2 separate regions of the Homo sapiens genome follow, and region 2 is linked to region 1. A link is an interaction called in ENCODE POLR2A ChIA-PET data of the cell type or tissue named here. Cell type or tissue: CD4-positive, alpha-beta T cell. All regions are shown on one strand. Links, peaks and the distances in the headings refer to the core of each region. The heading gives the core; the rest is flanking DNA.

Evidence for each region. ChIA-PET counts read pairs that join two places held together with the same protein. Peaks named below come from ENCODE experiments on the same cell type or tissue, not always from the same donor. Only the 100,000 strongest peaks of a DNase experiment are listed, where the experiment ranks them.
Region 2: POLR2A ChIA-PET joins it to region 1 with 5 read pairs; 2 of 35 experiments call an interaction of 5 or more read pairs at or near these places.

Annotation. Positions count from the first base shown.
Region 1 is chr17:67,742,585-67,746,975 of GRCh38, forward strand. NOL11 (nucleolar protein 11) reads left to right here. Exons shown (of 18, transcript NM_015462.5): 17 at 895-1,002; 18 at 1,159-1,947. The coding sequence ends at 1,275. Among named protein-coding and RNA genes, the nearest start is that of SNORA38B, 4.1 kb to the left of the region's middle. In CD4-positive, alpha-beta T cell, for the core only: no CTCF peak of the experiment used is centred there; no DNase peak of the experiment used is centred there.
Region 2 is chr17:67,567,723-67,572,113 of GRCh38, forward strand. All of the region lies in intron 4 of PITPNC1 (phosphatidylinositol transfer protein cytoplasmic 1), which reads left to right. All of the region lies in intron 1 of LOC124904045 (a long non-coding RNA gene), which reads right to left. Among named protein-coding and RNA genes, the nearest start is that of MIR548D2, 98 kb to the left of the region's middle. RefSeq lists an enhancer at 2,141-2,210. In CD4-positive, alpha-beta T cell, for the core only: no CTCF peak of the experiment used is centred there; a DNase peak (open chromatin) is centred at 2,309.

The DNA.
Region 1 (4,391 bases), core at 1-4,000:
ATTATGAAAATAGTCACCAGCTTTCCCTACTACATGGTTTTATTTCTTGTGTTTAACTCTTTGATACATATAGAATTTAATCTGATATAAGGAGTTCCTTAGGGATCAGCTCCCCCTCCCAAATGGATAGCCAGTTTCCCGGTTGCTTTGATATTTGCATGTTAACTACACCACTGGAAGATGTAGGACTACATAAGAAACTTCTATAAATGCTTAGTAATAATTCTGGTTTATGGCAACTCATCTATAATACACAACACCTTGTCCTTGGGGAAAATTTATCTTGCAGAATAGAAGATGAGTGGTTATTTTTTTGTGTGTGTGACTGAAAATTATTGAAACTGAAAACTAAAATTTTTAAAAATAAAAAGACAACTACTGGCGCGGTGTCTCAAGCCTGTAGTCTTAGCACTTTGGGAGGCTGAGGTTGGAGGATTGCTTGAGGCCAGGAATTCAAGACCAGCTTGGCAATAAGGCGAAACCCCATCTCTACAAAAATTGCTAAAAAGTAGCTGGGTATGATGGTGCATCTGTAATCCCAGCAACTCTGGATGATTGCAGCTACTCTGGGAGGTTGAGGCAGGAGGATCACTTCAGCCCAGGTGTTTGGAGGCTCCAGTGAGCTATGAATTGTGCCATTGCATTCCTACTCCAGCCTGGGTGACATAGCAAGATCCCATCTCTAAAATTTTTTTTAATTAGAATAAATTTTTTAAAAGCCAGAAATGAGCCTTTTTATATTTCGTAGAAATTGCTCCATCTCTAAACAAAAATGTTCAGATTTTATTTATAAAGACTTATTTTTCTCATAACTGTTTATTTATGGACTTTGTAAAGTGAATTAACCTGAAGTTAAATTTAAAATCTTAACTTCCTTTTCCTATTCATCTTCAGATTATGGATTGGATATGTCTACTTCTGGATGCAAATTTTACTGTTGTTGTAATGATGCCAGAAGCAAAGAGGCTACTGATAAATCTTTACAAGCTTGTAAAATCTCAGGTTTGTGATTATTTGATATATACTGATTTTATTTGTACCCAAGTATCACCTGAATTACAATTATTCTTAAAATTTGTCCTTAAATAACTTACTCATGGAAGATTTGTTTCTATGTAGACATTATGGTAAAAGTTACTCTGAAACTCTTTTCTTTAGATATCTGTTTATTCTGAGCTCAACAAGATTGAAGTAAGTTTTCGGGAGCTACAGAAATTAAATCAAGAAAAGAATAATAGAGGATTATATTCAATTGAAGTGCTGGAGCTCTTCTGATATTATCAATTCTCCTTCATAGACATTTTATAAAGCTCTTTTATGTGAACTCTTGCTTCATCCAGGCAAGAACGGTGTTTTGTTTGCGACCATCTCAGTGTCAAGAGAAACGTGTCAGTGAGTACCTGGACCATCACTTAACTGATGCTCCGGGGTAGGACTGCAGGTTTCACATGAACCTGTTCTAGGCTGTGGACATTGGTGTGGAGAGGTTCTGCAATTTTTTAAAAATATGTAACTGGGTTGATTTTAAGTAAAATTATTTGTGTATTGATAAAAGTCTAATTTCTTATCATGTGTTTTGAATTTTTTCTTTTAATAAAAAATGACCATTGAAGCAGTGATTCTAGGAAGAATGTAATTTTATCAGAGTCAGAAGCTGCCCCTGCTCATTTGTTCCACAGCTCACCTTTATTTCACACATTTGCAGTGTGTCTTCTGCCACAAGCAGGGCAGAGAGGGGCCCTCACACAGGCACGTGATTGCCTCCTGCGGTCTCCCCTGTCCTTTAGGACAAATGAAAAGTTCAAGTGTGATTCTACAGCCCAGCTTTACAGAAAGAATCCTGATGGCTGAATTTACCTTGCAGTAGTGAAAAGCTGCGTTTTAGGTCAGGCACTGTATGTAAACTTTAGTCACACATGTGGCCGTTAATAAACAGGTTCTCCTCCATTGTTTTTAATCTCTCAGTAGGCCTTAATGAAAAGAAATCCCAAAGGAACAGGGTAAAGCCTCTATTAATGATGACATTCTCAGCTGGGCACGGTGACCCACGCCTGTAATCCAAGCACTTTGGGAGGCGGAAGCGGGCAGATTACTTCAGGTTAGGAGTTCAAGACCAGCTTGGACAACATGGTGAAACCCCATCTCTACCAAAAAATACAAAATTAGCTGGGCATGGTGGTGCGTTCCTATAGTCTCAGCTATTCAGGAGGTTGAGATGGGAGAATCACTTGAACCCAGGAGGCGGAGGTTGCGCTGAGCCAAGATAGCACCACTGCACTCCAGTCTGGATGACAGAGTAAGACCCTGTCTCGAAAAAAAAAAAAAATCGGCCGGGTGCGGTGGCTCACGCCTGTAATCCCAGTACTTTGGGAGGCTGAGGCGGGCAGATCACCTGAGGTCAGAAGTTCGAGACCAGCCTGACCAACATAGAGAAACCCCGTCTCTACTAAAATACAAAAAAATTAGCCAGGCATGGTGGCGCATCCCTATAATCCCAGCTACTCGGGGAGGCTAAGGCAGGAGAATCGCTTGAACCTGGGAGGTGAAGGTTGCTGTGAGCCAAGATCGCGCCATTGCACTCCAGCCTGGGCAACAAGAGTGAAACTCCTTAAAAAAAAAAAAAAAAACCATGTTCTCTTTATGTAATGGGACCTTTTGCTCAGCGGTAATACAGTACTTAGCAGAAATGAAAAATACGGTCTCCATGGTGCATATCCCCTTTTTATTTATTTCATTTATTTATTTATTTATTTATTTATTTATTTATTTATTTCTTTTTTGAGACGGAGTCTGCAAGCTCTGCTTCCCGGGTTCATGCCATTCTCCTGCCCCAGCCTCCTGGGTAGCTGGGACTAGAGGCACCTGCCACCAGGTCCGGCTAATTTGTTTTGTATTTTTAGTTGAGATGGGGCTTCACTGTGTTAGCCAGGATGGTCTTAATCTCTTGACCTCGTGATCCACCCACCTCGGCCTCCCAAAGTGCTGGGATTACAGGCATGAGCCACCGCACCCGGCCTATTTATCATTTTTTTCAGATGGAGTCTTGCTCTGCCTCCCAGGTTCAAGGAATTTTCCTGCCTCAGCCTCCCGAGTAGCTGGAATTACAGACATGCCTCACCACACCCAGCTAATTTTTGTATTTTTAGTAGAGACAGGGTTTCACCATGTTGGCCATGCTGGCCTGCAACTCCTGACCTCAGGTGATCTGCCCTTCTTGGCCTTCCAAAGTGCTGGGATTACAGGCGTGAGCCACCACGCCCGGCCCCACCTTTTTATCTTTTTTTGCTGAACCATTTAAGAATTATCTGCAGACATCCAGATAATATAAAATTATGAGTTCCTAAGCTTTTCTTTATAAGAATTTTGAGCTTTAGCGTAGTGGATTCTTATTTTATATCTAAGAACCCATAATTAAAGAGACAAGTCTCATTGATCTGTGAACTCTTAGCCAGTAAAAAGAAGATAAACAACTGAAATGCAGAGGCAGTCAGTTCATAGATTGACATTTTACTCTTCATGACTTTTGATTTAATTTTGTACTTAAAGACTGGCTTCTGCATTGAAAAATAACTTACATGGTAAGGAATCAGATACTTGACGAAATGTAACTACCACAAACAAGACTATAAACTGTATTATGGTTTTCAGAATTATATGCCATTTTAATTAGAGTAGAAAATTGTAACTGCCTTTATTTCATTTTGTTTTTGAGACAGAGCCTCACTCTCTCGCCCAGGCTGGAGTGCAGTGGTGCGATCTCAACTCACTGCAACCTCTGCTTCCCAGGTTTATGTGATTCTCATGCCTCAGCCTCCCAAGTAACTGAGATTACAGGCATATGCCACCATGCCCGGCTAATGTTTGTATTTTTAGTAGAGACAGTCTTTCCCCATGTTGGCCAAGCTGGTCTCGAACTCCTGGCCTAAAGTGAGTTAGGCCACCTGCCTCGGCCTCCCAAAGTGCTGGGATTACAGGTGTGAGCCACTGCACCCGGGCATAATTGCCTTTAAATAGTAGTTATAAATTATTTCTAGGTTACCTGCAATCTAAATTACTAAAAGTAAACTAGGATTTTAAAAAGATATGCAGACACTCTGATAGGCTGTTCTTCAAGGCAAGGACTAAGCCTAGGTCCACTGGGACATAACAGGTGTTATGGTTAGTGAATAAAGTCTTTGAATAATAGATTTTATCTAACTACAGAGTAAAATTCTGACGGTTTGCTATAGTTCCTTTTCTTGGAAAGTAAATTATCCATGTTCATCATATATAGGCAGTGTGTCTTCTTCCTCTAGGCCATATAACACTATATATCTCAGATTTATTTCTGATTATATAATATATACTACATCTATATAACAATAAAAGAATTGTTCTTTAAACTGAAGTTC
Region 2 (4,391 bases), core at 253-4,252, 170 kb before region 1:
CCAGCACTTTGGGAGGCCGAGGTGGGTGGATCACGAGGTCAGGAGTTTGAGACCAGCCTGGCCAACATGGTGAAACCCCATCTCTACCAAAAATACAAAAATTAGCTAGGTATGGTGGCAGGTGCCTGTAATCCCAGCTAGTCTGGAGGCTGAGGCAGGAGAATCGCTTGAACCCAGGGGGTGGAATTGCAATGAGCCAAGATCACACCACTGCACTCCAGCCTGGGCAACAGAGTGAGACTCCATTTCAAAAAGAAAGAAAGAAAGGAGAAGAGAAGAGAAAAGAAGAAAGAAGAAAGAAAGATAGAAATCCACACAAAAACTCGCACAAGAATAGCTGTGGCAGTATTGTTCATAGTAGCCAAAAAATAGAAACAAATGTTCATCAACTGATAAATGGAGAAATCAGATGTAGTATGTCCGTACAATGGACTATCATTCGGCCAGAAAAAGGAATGGAGTACCCATACATGCTAGAACATGGATGAGCCTTGAAAACATGCTAAGGGAAAGAAGCCAGGAACAAAAGACCACATATGATACACTTCCATTTGTAGGAAATGTATAGAATAGACAAATCTTAGAGTAGATTAGGAGTTGCGTACATTGTGGTGCTGCAGGTAGGCGGGAATGGGGACGTGACTGCTGATGGATACAGGGCTTCTTTGGGAGGTAATGGAAATGTTCTAAAATTAGATTGTCCTAATGGTTGTATAACTCTGAATATACTGAACACCATTAACTTGTATACTTGAAATGGGTGAATTATATGGTATGTGAATAAAGCTATTTTTTATTTATTTTATTTTATTTTTTTAGAGATGGGATCTTGCTTGCTCTGTCACCCAGGCTGGAATGCAGTAGTGTGATCATAGCTCACTGCAGCCTCAAACTCCTGGGCTCAAGTGATCCTCCTGCCTCTGCCTGCTGAATAGTAAAGCTATATTTTGGGGGGAAAAGGGGGAAACAGCTCCTGAGTTTGGGGGTGGGCTCCCAGAATATACCAGCTTACTGAAAGCGAGGCATCGGGAGAGAGGCCTGGAATCTGTTTTTAACAAGCCCAGCAAATGAGGCATCATTAAGTAGGTCTTAGAAATACACTGTCATAGAGAATACTTTTATTTTTCTTTTACATTGTAAAGTGGGATAGGGTAGGATTAATACATTTTAGCTTACGTTTTTGCCACAGGCTAGGTGCTGTGGAAATACAGTATCCTTTGATGACAATAATGACAGTCTTCAAAGTGAGCGGTGTACATTCTTCCAGAAGTTTCGCACTTCCTGCTTCTGAAGTGCAGTGCCCTAGAGAGCCTCAGACCCATCCCCAGGGCCCCCATTCACTGCAGCCACTATCGTCTCTCTCCCTATGCAGGTGCTGAGACAGAAATAAGGGCTGCCAGCACCACCCAGAAACTGACTATGAAATCCCCAATGTGTCTGACCCTTTCTCTTTAAGACTTTGGTTTGCTTACATTTCATTTTGTTCCTGTAAGTGTTTCTTATTGCCATAGCAACCCTAATCGATCACTGGACCAAAAATAGCTCTTTCATGTTTTCCAAAGCATGTCTGTAGTGAATTGGAAATTCAGTTCTGCCGTGCATTTTGCATATGCTGCTTTCATTTCCCGACACTGAACCTGGGAGGGCTTGTGTCTGGAAATTATTCTTGCAGAGACCCAGAAACCTCACTTGTCTTTCCTGGCGTTCTTCTTCCCCACTGCAGATCCACCCGTCACTTCCAAAAGCTACAAGTAGCTGCATTTAAATGTTCCACCATCACTTTTCTGCACATTGAGTTTTGGGTGCTGGAGGTTTTACAGGTACCAGAATATCACTTTTCAATAAGAGGTTCATCCTGGTGGATTCCGTTGGGTTTGGAAGGCCAATTATAGATGCTTAGACACCAGATAAAAGGAAGAGGGTCATGGCAGGGAGCAGATGGCAGCAACACCTATAAGATTCCTCTGGCTTACGTGGATCTAAGCTAGAAAATCAAAGATGAGATGACAGGAGAGCTCCTGCCTTGACTCCCTGACTTCTTCCTAACACTGCTACTGTTTTTAGGGGGTTGGGGCAAAATAAACACTGGATGTAATTAAGTGAATATTTTCTATGATGCTTTCTCTGCTTTATTCTCCCTGCCAAGCTGTGCCTTTAGTCAAGAAGAGGGAGAGAGAGATAAAAAAGAAAAGATTTTTCATGAGAAAGAGGATTCGAGACCTGGAGTGAGCCCAGAGGAGGAAGAAGAGGTGGAGAGGGACAGAAATGACTCACTGATTTCCCCCAGGCTCCAGGGACAGGCGTGCTTTTTTGCCTCCCCCTCTGCCTGTAAGCAGAGTCATCTCTGTGGCCTCAAGGGTTCCCAACTTCTGTTTTATGCTTCTGTTTCTTAACTTCTTTGAGCCTTGGTTTTGGCGATTGGGTTGAGTGAACCAGCGGACGTGCACCCTTTAGATCTAGGAAAGAAAAGAGTTCACGGAGATCCTGGTAGAGTTTTTGTTCCCTGCATGAAGTCAGCAGGGGGCCAAGGGAAAGCTCAGAGAAGAGGCCAGTGGAAGGGGCACCTGCCCAGAAGAAGGAGCTGCCAAGGATGGAGCCTGGGACACGTGGTGACATTTCCTCAGCAGCAGAGCAGGTCAGGGATTCAGAGTGAGTCTGGAAGAGCCCAGATCTGCTCTGTGGTTTGGCTGCCTTCCTTGCCATGGGAAGAAGCCATCAGGTGTCCTGTGGATGCCTTTCCGGAAGCCTCTGCATCCTTGCATCTTCATAGTGGAGGATCTGCCTTTGACCCCAGCTCAGCTTTCTCGTCCACATTGCCTAGGAGGGTACAATGGAGTGGACCAACATCTCTCCAGCATCTGCCAGGCGCTGCCTGGCCCTGGACATTCGTTATCTCTTTTCATTCTCACCCCACAGCTTTGAGGTTGCAATTGTCTCCATTTGATAGATGAGGAAACTGAAGCTCAGAGGGAATCGTGAATTTGCCCCAAGTCACACAGTTTGTTGGAAAAGAAGCTGCGGTTTGAACTGAAGTCTGTTTTACTCCAAAAATCTGTATTTTTTTTTTTTTTCCTACTAAATCATCATCCTCCCTCTCTGTGGGTTAGGTGCCTGCTGCTGCATCTGGACACCAGATAATGACAAGCTTGCTGACATCAGTTACTAGTAAATATCACCCTGGGCAATAAGCAGTGGCCATTGATTGACAAAGCAGGTGGCATCATAGGTGGAACTAATAAGTCAGAAAAAGCACCAATTCCCCCTTCCCTTGCACTTGCTTGAACCTCAGAGTCGGTGATGCTTTACTCAGATGAAAACCAGATGGGTGATTTGGAAGAAGGCAGCCAGCAGGCTGAGTGTTGTGTTGGTTTTCTCTTGCTGTGTAGCAAATCTCCCACAAATTTAGCAACTTAAAACAACACAAGTGGCTGGGTGCAATGGCTCATGCCTATAATACCAGCACTTTAGGAGGCTGAGGTTGGAGGATCGCTTGAGCTCAGGAGTTTGAGACCAACCTGGGCAACACAGTGAGAGCTCATCTCTACTAAAAGTAAAAAAAATTAGCTGGGTGTGGTGGTGCATGCCTGTGATCCCAGCTGTTCAGGAGGCTGAGGCGGGAGGATTGCTTAAGCCCAGGAGGTCAAGGCTGCGGCGAGCTGAGCTATACTGCATTCAAGCCTGGGCAACAGAATGAGGCTCTGTCTCAAAAAAGAAAAGAAAAGAGAAGAGAAGAAAAATAACACAAGTTTGTTATCTTGCAGTTTCCATGGGTCAGGAGTTGGAACCCAGGCTAGCTGGGTCCTTGGCTCAGGCAACTCACCAGGTAGAAATCAAGGCATCAACCAAGGTTCTAGTTTCACCAGAAATGCAGGGTCCTCTTCCACGCTCACTGGTGGTTGGCAGGATTCATTCCTTGTGGTTGAAGGACGAAGGTCGCGTTTTCTAGCTGGTTCTTCTCCGGCTGTCACTCTCAGTTCCCAGTAGACCTCTCTTGGGTCCTATCCACGTGGCTATCTCACAACTTCAAAGCCAACAAAAGAATCTCTGCTTTTTCTAAAGTGAAGTCTTGTATACACTCTCAGGAGTGACTGACTGTCTTGTCTTTTTGCTATCAATCAAAAGCTGTGCTCCCTCTGAAGGTTCTGGGGGGCAACCAGGGGAGTGACAGCCCATCATATCCCCAGGTTCTGCTCACACCCGAAGGGAAGGATTACACAGGATGTGTGCACCAGTGGCTGGGACTCTGGAGGCCATCTCAGAATTCTGTCTGCCGTGGGTTTTTCAGTCTTTCCTTCATATGCTGTGGGCCAAATGGGACTTTAGACATTCAGCATTTCCAAATGACTGTTCCTTAGAGAGCACGGGATGCTTCAGCAGCCCTTAGACATCTT